Linked DNA regions of Mus musculus: region 1 is linked to region 2. The links are chromatin loops, found by intact Hi-C in ENCODE. Cell type or tissue: heart. All regions are shown on one strand.

What was found. Hi-C counts contacts between places; a loop is a spot of excess contacts. Peaks named below come from ENCODE experiments on the same cell type or tissue, not always from the same donor. Only the 100,000 strongest peaks of a DNase experiment are listed, where the experiment ranks them.
Region 1: it touches region 2 in a loop (16-fold over the local background); 25 of 42 quality-filtered maps call a loop at or near these places.

What each region holds. Positions count from the first base shown.
Region 1 is chr2:105,521,421-105,526,420 of GRCm38, forward strand. The region is part of intron 1 of 4930527A07Rik (RIKEN cDNA 4930527A07 gene); the gene reads left to right. Among named protein-coding and RNA genes, the nearest start is that of 4930527A07Rik, 47 kb to the left of the region's middle. In heart, a CTCF peak has its summit at 1,969 (motif pointing right); no DNase peak of the experiment used is centred here; H3K27me3 peaks cover 576 bases.
Region 2 is chr2:106,079,392-106,084,391 of GRCm38, forward strand. It overlaps Dcdc5 (doublecortin domain containing 5), which reads left to right and starts at 1,608. Exons shown (of 24, transcript NM_177844.2): 1 at 1,608-1,849. In heart, a CTCF peak has its summit at 2,804 (motif pointing left); no DNase peak of the experiment used is centred here.

The DNA of each region.
Region 1 (5,000 bases), 560 kb before region 2:
TTTGCGTTTGTCATGTTGTTCTCACCCTAGTATTGCTAATCCCCTTGACAGATGAAGAAGCTGAGGTGTGTGGGGTGAAGCCTTGAGTTCAAAGGCAGCTCCTAAACTCCAAGTGATGTTGGACCTCCAAAGCTCCATAGCAGATGCAGCCTCACCATCTCTTATGTCCTTCCAACTTAAAGCATTAGTATGTCTTGATTTCCTGCAAAAAGCCTCATGACCTCAAGGCCATCATGGTGAGGGTGCCTGGCTCGAGCTTGCTCCTAGGGTCACTTCTGTCCCCTGTAAACAGATTACATGTGAGGCAGTGCTCTCTCTCTCTCTCTCTCTAACGCTCTCTCTCTTCCTCCTCCTCCTCCTCTTCCTCCTCCTCCTCCTCCTCCTCTTCCTCCTCCTCCTCCTCTTCCTCCTCCAAATTCGCTTGAGGCTGTTTTCTTGAGACATCAGTGGCTTTAAAGCAAAACAAGGATTTGCTAACAAAACATTCTACCCCAGATGAGTCACGGTTCAGGTCCTCCTCAGGAGAGGCAGCCAAGTGCGAAGTCTGAGAGACTCCAAGGGCTCTCTCTCTCTCTTCCCTCTTCACCAGACTGAACTCCCCAAACACAGCAGAGGCAAAGTCACGGCTGTTTGAGCACGTTAACAGGATGGCTTCTGGGGGGTGATAAAGGCCAGAGAATGGAGGCCTGAGAGACCTTTGTGTCCTAAGCCTTTGACCCCTTTGATGAGACAGATGTGCAGGCCAGGCCTTCCTTCCCAGGGCAAGCTAACCCTCATTAAACAGCAGGAAGGCTTCCTTGGTGGCAATGAGCAGACACATGCCTGGCTTCCCTGGCAGCAGACGGAATGGGAAGAGATAATCCCCCTGTCATCAGGCCCCACACCCCCTCAAGACTCCAGCACTGGCTCCTGTAACATGTGCTCACCTTGATTTATGGTTGACCTTGGGAAAGCCAGCCTCTGACTTTGGCAGCCTGTCTCCTGGCCATCATTTTTCTAGATGGAAAGAGCTCTTTTTGGTTAGTGTCTGTAAGTATCCCATCTAAGTCAGAGTTTCTCGAGATGCTTGCGGCTCCCCTGGAAGCCACTCTGCTAGCTTCCCTGGGATACTTTGCAGATGAAGGTAGGAAAAGCCAGGAGGAAAATTTCCCTAAGTTGGAGAGAGGACACATCCACCCTGTCCGCCAGAGTGTCATCAGTCAGTCTACAGCACCAACGGGCCCACCACCTTGCCAGACTGACTTAATAAAGACAAAGGACATGGGAGTTCCACAGTCATGACTCTTAAACCTCGTAGAGGCTATATAGAGTGTAAGTAGCACCTATGTTAACCAAATAGTGTCTCTAACATTAACTTTCTCTAACTGGAAATGTCTGCCTGGGACATATTGACCAACAAGACTTAGAATGGAGCTTAATGGGTTGACTCTACAGATGGTGGGACTACATGAGAGCCATGCTCTGTTGGACAATAATTACAGCTAGTATGTACAGGGTGATGATCATACATTGTACCGCTTCATCACAATATGCTGCTGGAGTATCAGTATTGTTCATATTTATAGAAGAGGCGAGCAGCCCAAAGAGGTTAAGTAACTTGCTTAAACCTTGACAGCGACTAAATGGTAAAACTTGAGGTTTGAACCCACACACACTGGCTCTGGAGTGCATAACCTCATCATGATGAGTTTAACCTTGAAAGCTGCCTACAAGAAGAGGAATTGTGCCTCACAGAAAAGTCAATCCTACTTGATGTTCAAATTGACTTTCAATGTGCATGTATTTGTGTAAAACACATGAGTGCGCACATATGTCCACATTGTAAACTGAGAGTGAATGCAATTCCCATGCTTGCACCCTAGCTCCTGGAAGCCAGGACAGGCCTTCCCTCTAGCACAATTTGTCAAAATCCTTGAAGTAGAGGAGTCCTGACTCTGACCAGAGGCCCCCAAGGGCCAGACAACTACTGGCCAGGAGATGGCGCTGTGTCACTTTCCTACTTAAGGCGCTTTTGTTTTCTTCCGGCTGGTGGAGGTGGGGAGGCCAAGTTCCCTGATTTGCAATCTCAGTCTCTCTGTCACTTCCTTCAAATGAGCTTGGAGGTGTTCAGCAGATGACAGTCCTGAAAACGGGCCAAAGCTGTTCTCTTAATCCTGTCTCAGGGTGCACTTGAAAAGGGTGTTTCCAAACAAGTTTGCAGATTCCATCTGTCACAGCTACACTCCTCCTGACCTCTTGGCTCTCACCAGAAGAGGGAGAAACACTCCCAACTTGCCCCACCTTGAAAGCAGCTTGGGCAGGGCTGTGGAGGAGACCCTGGCACTCGCTGCTGGCTAAACTCAGCCTGCTGGAGGAGGAACATTGCCCTCCCACCCATCCCCAAACCCCAGTGTTTGGATGAACTCCCAGAGGTCACATCCATCTGGGGCTTGGTGGTTTTGCCTGATGCTCAACCAGTGTTGGCGTGGCCTCTTTCTCAGAGCCTAGCAGGAGACTCATAGCCGGCATTTTCAGATCAAGCAAATCTTTAACTGACCTGAGAATACTCATCTTCCAGTGATCTCCACTGTCTCCCTGGTCTTCAGATAAGGAAACTGAGGCCAGGACAGAGGAGGGAGGACTCGACCTGATATATGGAAGATCTGTAAGCTAGATATGTCTCAAGCCCTGGCCAAGTCAAGAGCCATCATGTTAGGGCAAGGCATGACTGTGCAGCACATAGGACAAGCAGCTTTTGGATTCAGACAGCCTGGGCTTGCGTGCCACAGATCTTAAGTATGTCCCTGCGACTCTAAGGAAATTACTCTATGTTTCTGACCCTGTCTCACCTAGAAAAGGGAGCACAGCAACACCTATATCAGGAATACTAAGCCAGGAAATGCATACAGCATACACAGAAGGTGTTCTAGTTGTGTTTCTGTAGCCTTTAGTGGAGTCTTTGTGTTACTTTTAGCCCTAACCAGAGAAGCTAGATTGAAGCCTGGGTAGTGTCAACGTGCTGCTTTGTAACTCTCCCCCGTTAGACCACACAGTTATTTCCAACTTCACTTTTTAACACAGAAGTTAGCTTTCTCTATCCCTTTAAGATGGGGGGGGGGGGGAAGGGGGACAAAACCAGCCTTAGCATATGCCAGCATCCTCTTAAAGGGTGTCCATTTCCAGGTCTTGCTCCTGTCTTTCTAAAGCTCATCCCTTGGCAGACATAATCCTAAATATTCTGAGCAAATCCTCTAATTTGCAAGTGTAACAGTGATACCAGTTGGCTAATGCTTCCGTGAGAATTCTTTCCATCAGATTGCCTTCTTGATAATACATGCATTAAGGAACCTGAGATGTTTATGTGGATGAAGAAGACCAAAAATATAAAGGGTGTAACTTCTGAGTTGAGCCAAGGGGATACCATAAGAAGTCTGAACAGCAAGAGGCAGCCAGCTAGTGTGAAGTATGGAAAAAAGGCATCAAATGAAAAGCAGGTTCCAGCCACAGAGCAGGAGGGCAGCAGCGTTCACCTTCTGTGAAAGACTGGTGCAGCTGTGTCTTTGTAGGAACATAGTCAGTCCCGTTTGTCCCCTTCCTCTCACCACAGCATTGGTAGGGGACAATAGAAGTAGTCAGGTCTTGGGCCTGACTCAGATACCTTCCAAGGAAGACATGATGTTAAACTCATCTTGACTCCGGTGAGCTGTCAGTCCTGAGGGCAGACTTGGAAGAAGGCTCTTGCTTGTACTCCGGCAGGCTGAGAGACCGGCGAAGACCTTTAAACAGACCCCAGGCTCTGGTGGTTGATTCGTCATATACTTTGGTCACTGGGCATCCCCGATGGAAGTGTCCTGTGCTTTGAGAGGTCTGCCTCACCTAATACTCTGGTCTCATTGCATGCCTCTGCTGGCTCCAGACCAAGCCATGCTGGTCTCTTCCTGTCTCTGAAAGTCCTATGCTCATTGCCACCTGCCAAGAATGACCTTTGCCCTGGTTTTCAGTGGCACTCAGCTCACACAAAAGATCATCTCATCAAGGAAGCACACTCCAACTCCAGATGAACTGCTCTCTCCACCCGCTCTCCAAGGGCTTTCTCCCTGTAGCATGGCTTAGGTGGGCAGTGTAGGTTCTGTGCACCAGGAAGCTGCCTTCTCTCCACAGCTACGGTCCAGCAAAGGGTGGAGAGACTCAAATACTTGTCTCTGAGTGGCTGAGTTCCTCTCCCTCCATCTGTCTCCTCATCTGTCACAGCTATTCCTTTGTTAACCCCTCCCTTCCCTGTCATGCCCAGACTCTGAAGCCCAAGCTATAATGCAAGAGGAAATCATGACGATTTTTTCCCCAAGTCCTTTTAATCACATTTTTTTCCCTTAACTTCGAACACCTTTCAAAAAGCACTTTCATGGGCTTCCACTCCACCCTGCCCCGCCCTGTCCCCACACTGCACCCCACCTCTATTCACTTCTCAGCTGGTGGTGAGGTTCTGCCTTCATCCCTTGTCTGACAGGATTCTCACTAGCATGCCTATCCCCAGAAGTCACTCAGGTGAGGTGCAGCGCAACTCTAAAATTGTGAATGATAACTTGGCCCCCAGGGATGTGTGACATGGACAACAACCCTTGACCACTTGGCTGCCTCGCTCCAGGGTCATAATTACCAACCATTTGTTTTGCAGTCTTCGTCTATGATTTCCAGACAGCCCACTGTCCACCTCCTGACTTGATGAGCTACTCCTTGCTCCCTACTCCTTTCCCATCTCTCTAGTGTCTCCTTTCCAGCCCTCCTTCTAGATTCTTCTTGCTGTTCTTTGAGTCTTCTGTCACCTGCTTTCCTCTGTAAGTTGGCCTTGAGGTTCCCCACCTTCACTTCCACAGTGTCCACTCATTTCTATACACATCACTTGCATTCTCCTTCTAATATACAGTCGGGACATTTCTGTTAGGCAAGAGACCCCAGAATCCAATGCCCAGCCCACCCTGGGGTCTTGCTCTGTCTAGACCGGTATTAGTCTTAGTGACAAG
Region 2 (5,000 bases):
TGATTCTAAACTGGGTTTAGTTGTACACAACTGTCATCAAAACTGACTTGTCTTACCCATTTTATTTTTGAAATATTATTATTAAATAAAATTATTATTATTTCTTCTATAGTATATACAATGTCATGTATATTATATTTTACATATATAATATGGTAGAAATATTATATAAATATAAAAATATATAAATATGTAAATATAAAAATATAAATATCTATTATACATATGAAAGTGTAAGACACCTATTTACTTAAAACATATAGAGAAAAGTAGTTTCTCTGTGTGTATAAAAGTGGGCTTGTTAGAATTTCAGGCGTTAGTTTCTCCAACTGGATGACAGAATTCTGCACAGATGTCGTCACATCACGCTTATGTTTTTGATTTTACTCATAGCAGTAGGAAATCTTAACCTCTTAATCTCCAACGTTTTTCTAAGCAGCGAACACACCAGACTTTAAGTTTGGCTTTGGTAGGGAGCTGGAGAACCAGGTGTCCTAAACTGCAAGTTTTCTTAGCTGAAAGTAAGATTTAGGAGAACACAGGTAGCAAAGGCCATTTGCATAGCTCAACCTCTCAGTAGCTCAGCTGTGCTTGATTGCAATTCCATTTCAGTGCTGGGCTTCTTTGCATAAAATATGCAACATATAACATAACCAAGGGCACAGACCTACGCCCTTAGCTTGTGATCTGCTTAATTCATTTTCCTTGCAGAAATATGTGTAAGAATAATATTGCTAGGATCTCTATCTATCTTGCATGTTTATCTTTGGGATCTACATACATTTAAGAAAAGACCATGTTAAATAAAAGTGATATGTATTCATTTTTTTTTCTGGGCCCCAAGATTTTGTTATTTATTTCTGGCTTTTCAGGGGAAAACTAAATTTCAGAAAACATTACCTAGCTGCCATGTCATTTGAGTATTTTACACTAGAAAGACTGTATCAGCTAAGCATGTGCAAAGTGTATAAACATATCTGTCAAGTCCACATGGATGTTACATGACAGGCCCACAAGTAAATATCCTTCCACAGCCCCTGCTGGGATAGCATTCCTGAATCCACCACTAGCTTAAATATTCTGGGGACTTGGGAACACAAAGGCATGAGAAAATCCTTGCTTAACATTCTCCTCTTTTCTATTTAAACAATCTTGTCACCCTGTGTCGTGGGTTGCTTTAACGAATACCAATGATGGGCCTGGGGTAGGAAGGCTTATTATAAAGGTGTGGATCATACTTTATAAATAATTTCCAGATGTGATATTTTGGGTACACGGACTCCTCTACAGGACGCAGGACACTGAAACATCATGGATCGTACAGTTTTTATCAGGACAATGCAAGTAGGTTTTCGGCAAGGCTGGTTCCAACTCATCTGTGATAAATGAGAAGATAAGGCAATCAGTGCACACCATGACACTCCATGCAGCTAGTTAGGCACACTTCAGAACTATTCAGGTGTGCTCACACAGCTTATGAGACTTGCATGGGGGGGGATGTCGCAATATAAATACATCCTTCCTGGTGGCCACTGGTAACGCAGGAATTGCCTCGCTAAGACTTAACCCAGGTCAGACATAAATAATAGATGTTAAGAGTTAGCTCTAGTCTCGAGGCTGCATTCCAGACAGCGTATCTCAGTTGGGTCAAAGGAATCCTTCCCCCTTTTCTCTCCAGTAGTTTCTCTGCTTGAAAAATGCCTGCAAAATTCCATCAGTCCTTTGAGGGGACCACTTTGGGTCTCTAAGGGAGAAGGTTTCAGACCCTTGGGGGCTAAGATGCACGGGCAAGGAGTTCTTGGGGCCTTGTATCAACGGTTAAAGTCTGCAAAAATATTATTACAAGCAGGTAAGCCATCCCTTTTTAAAAAGTACTGTATTATATATATTTTTTCAGATGTATTTGGTTCTATAGACGCAATGATTGGCATTGTGTCATAAAAGAACCGTGACATGTTTTGTGAGCTCAGCGCCTCTAAGGGAGCCAAAAATGCTCTGGAATCTCAAAGGCAGCAAGAAAGGGGCTGATTGTGTCTGTCTTTTGGTATGGAGTGTCATCTGCCTCATCTTTCCTCACTGCTCACTCTGCAGAGGAAAAGCAGATCCTTACATGGTTATTCCAGAGTCAGTAACACCAACGAAGGAAATGAATTCATCTGCACTCCTCTGAAGGCTGAGACTCCTCATTTTTCCTCTGGTGTAAACTCACCTCACTATTGTAGAAATGGGTCTAAAAGCAAATCAGATTCTACAGAAATGAATCGTGAACTAACTTCTCCTCAAGAGAACTTAATTCCATTATACTTATTTAACTTGTGTATTTCAGGATCCAGAGTATAGTTGAATTAATGTATTTGACTAAATTAAATTAGATTTTACCTTTTAATCTCTGTGCATTTATTCTATAGTTGTATGTTTATTTATACACACACACATGTATGTGTGAAGGTAAAGACATATGGTTTTGTAATTAGTTTTGGGACATTTGATTGACTTAAAAAAGGATTTATATTGTAACCAGAATGTTGCAGTTTGGATAATTACAAAAAAAAAAGGTTGTACCATTAAAAAAAAAATCTTCCAACATAACACTTAAGAGAAGCCAACCTTTGTGTTAAATAAGGGTGGGGTTTACATTGTAAACTTGGAGGTTCCATTTTAGAATTTGGCTCATTATCTCAGGCCACCGGCCGCTGATAAATGAATATTTTGAAAGCGTCTCACTATTCACTGCACACAGAAAACTGGAGGGAGCTGGGCTCCAGATGACAGGCTCGGTGTTCACACAGCACCTCCTGCTGTCCACTCGGAGAACTGCAACACACGATGGGCAGAAGAAAGTTCATCAAAGCTCTTGGAACTTCCAGGGACGTCTCAGACTTTATTTTTAGGGAAAGTGTACTTAGTTTCTTTTAATGAGATATAGTGATTCAGAGAGGATTAATAACTACTATAGACAATTTGATTAAAAATCCAGACTGTTCCAATGTTCTACTAGGCCAGCATATACAAAAACCAGTATAAGAAAATTTTTGTTCTTTTAATTGTTTAATATTTAAATATTAATGTTCAATATATAATGATTTTATAAAATAAATGATGCCTTTCTGAATTAAATTTATTTGTAGTTGTGTTTCACTAAGTGAAGGGTTTTAAGTTATTTTCAATGTTAAAAAATAGCATATGGCTTTTATTGTAATTTCAAGAAAAGCACTGTTTAAATAAAATCTGGAGATAAGCACTTTCTAAGTTTTATTAAAAGTGAGGGTTGGTGAGACAGAAGACATCCGGACAATAAGGGCCAACGCCTCTTATTTCTGCCACTCTAAACAAATGCTAAACTCAGGAGTTCAGTTCACTGTGGCAAAAATGCCTTGAGGATTGCTGCTTTAATTTAAAGAGGTCATTACTCAAAATGCTGTCAAGTATAATTTATTAAATCTTAGATGTAAATATGAGCAAAACTTTACATTTTTAGTTAGTTGCAGATTGTTCGTTTAACTACTCTATAAGCATTTCAATATTATGCTAAGTTTAAGAATCCTTAAACGTCTCGTTTCTCTGCTACTTTCTCTACCTCTATGCCTTACTGCATTGTAACAATGTTAAGCTTCATCATGCTATAGGTAAGCTGAAGTACAGGGATGAAAGCAAGGAGGAATGCCATAAGTTTGCAAAAAATTCTATTTTCTTTAGTCACGCATGTTTAATTATATGCACTTGGGTCCTCTTTCCATGGCTTCGATGTTTTTAAAACTCACTGCAGTGGCACTGTTACAATGCCACCTCTGGCCATTGGCAAGCCTGGCCACATCTTTATCTTATGAGTGTCCCCCTCGGCATTAATGAGCATTCATTGAGCTGCACTACTTCACTCGGCCTTCCAGAAAGCTGGTTCTGTTTAGTTTTCTGTCTCACCCTGTTCAGGAATCACCAGACAGGTGAAACGTGGACGAGGGGCGGCTCTTGTTTTGTTAACAATTCTTAAGATTATAAAATTGTAGGACCGGATCACTTTGACATCAGTTCCGTTTAGTCTACTTTTGACATCCCATAGGAAAACCATATTGTTTTGTTGTCTGTTAAACTATAATGGGTTTAAAAATTCTAGAAGCCCAAAGGAAGGTCTCTTAAACAAATCGTTACATTGCAACTTTAAAGGAAAAGTCAGGGCTACTGGTTTTGTATTTATGACCCTAGTAATTTTTTTTTTTTCATTTTAAATTTTAGCTTGGCTATTACAGCCTGGGGCTGAATTAAGCACATTACTTTACAGTGATCTTAAATATATACTGCTTCGTGAGTGTTCAAATGAGATATTATATTTAGGACAGCTTAAAGTCGCTTAGCCTTACATTTATCACGTGTATTTTGTCAAGAGTGGAAACATCTTGGAAATTGCTGAGAGCTAAGCAGAAATCTGTTTAATTGGTAATCTTTGGAACAGCATAACCACTTTTCTATGAAATGTAGTTAACACTTTCATGAGGGCCAGCTCCAGCTCATTAGCATTCTTGTTATGTACTGGTGCTGTTGGTGGGGGTGTTAGAGTAGGAATGCCATTGTGTCGAGTTCCAGTGTTTGGGGACAAACACTGCTGTGGAAGGAACGTGTGAAAAGGCCACAGTCCTGTCAGTGAATGAGCAAGGCTGTGCTTTCTGTGTGCTTCAAGCAGGGAAGCTGTCATTCATGGCTAACACAGCCAAACAGAGGCCAAAACACAAGGCTGCAGTACCTCTTAAAATGATATTAGTGATTTTTAAACACGATCTTCTTTATTTATGATCCTACACAGAGCTTTAGTTGCTGTCAGTAAACAAAATATGTCAGTCTGTTCAGAAATACTGTAAAAAATGAAAGAAAAAAAAAAAAAGAAAGAAAGAAAAAAAAAAAAACCTCCGTGGAAGGGCGCCAGGCAGTTACAGTAATTAGGGCTTGGGCGAACTGATCGGCAGTGTGAGGTACAAGCATGATTTGAGGGGAACTTCATCACTGGAAGC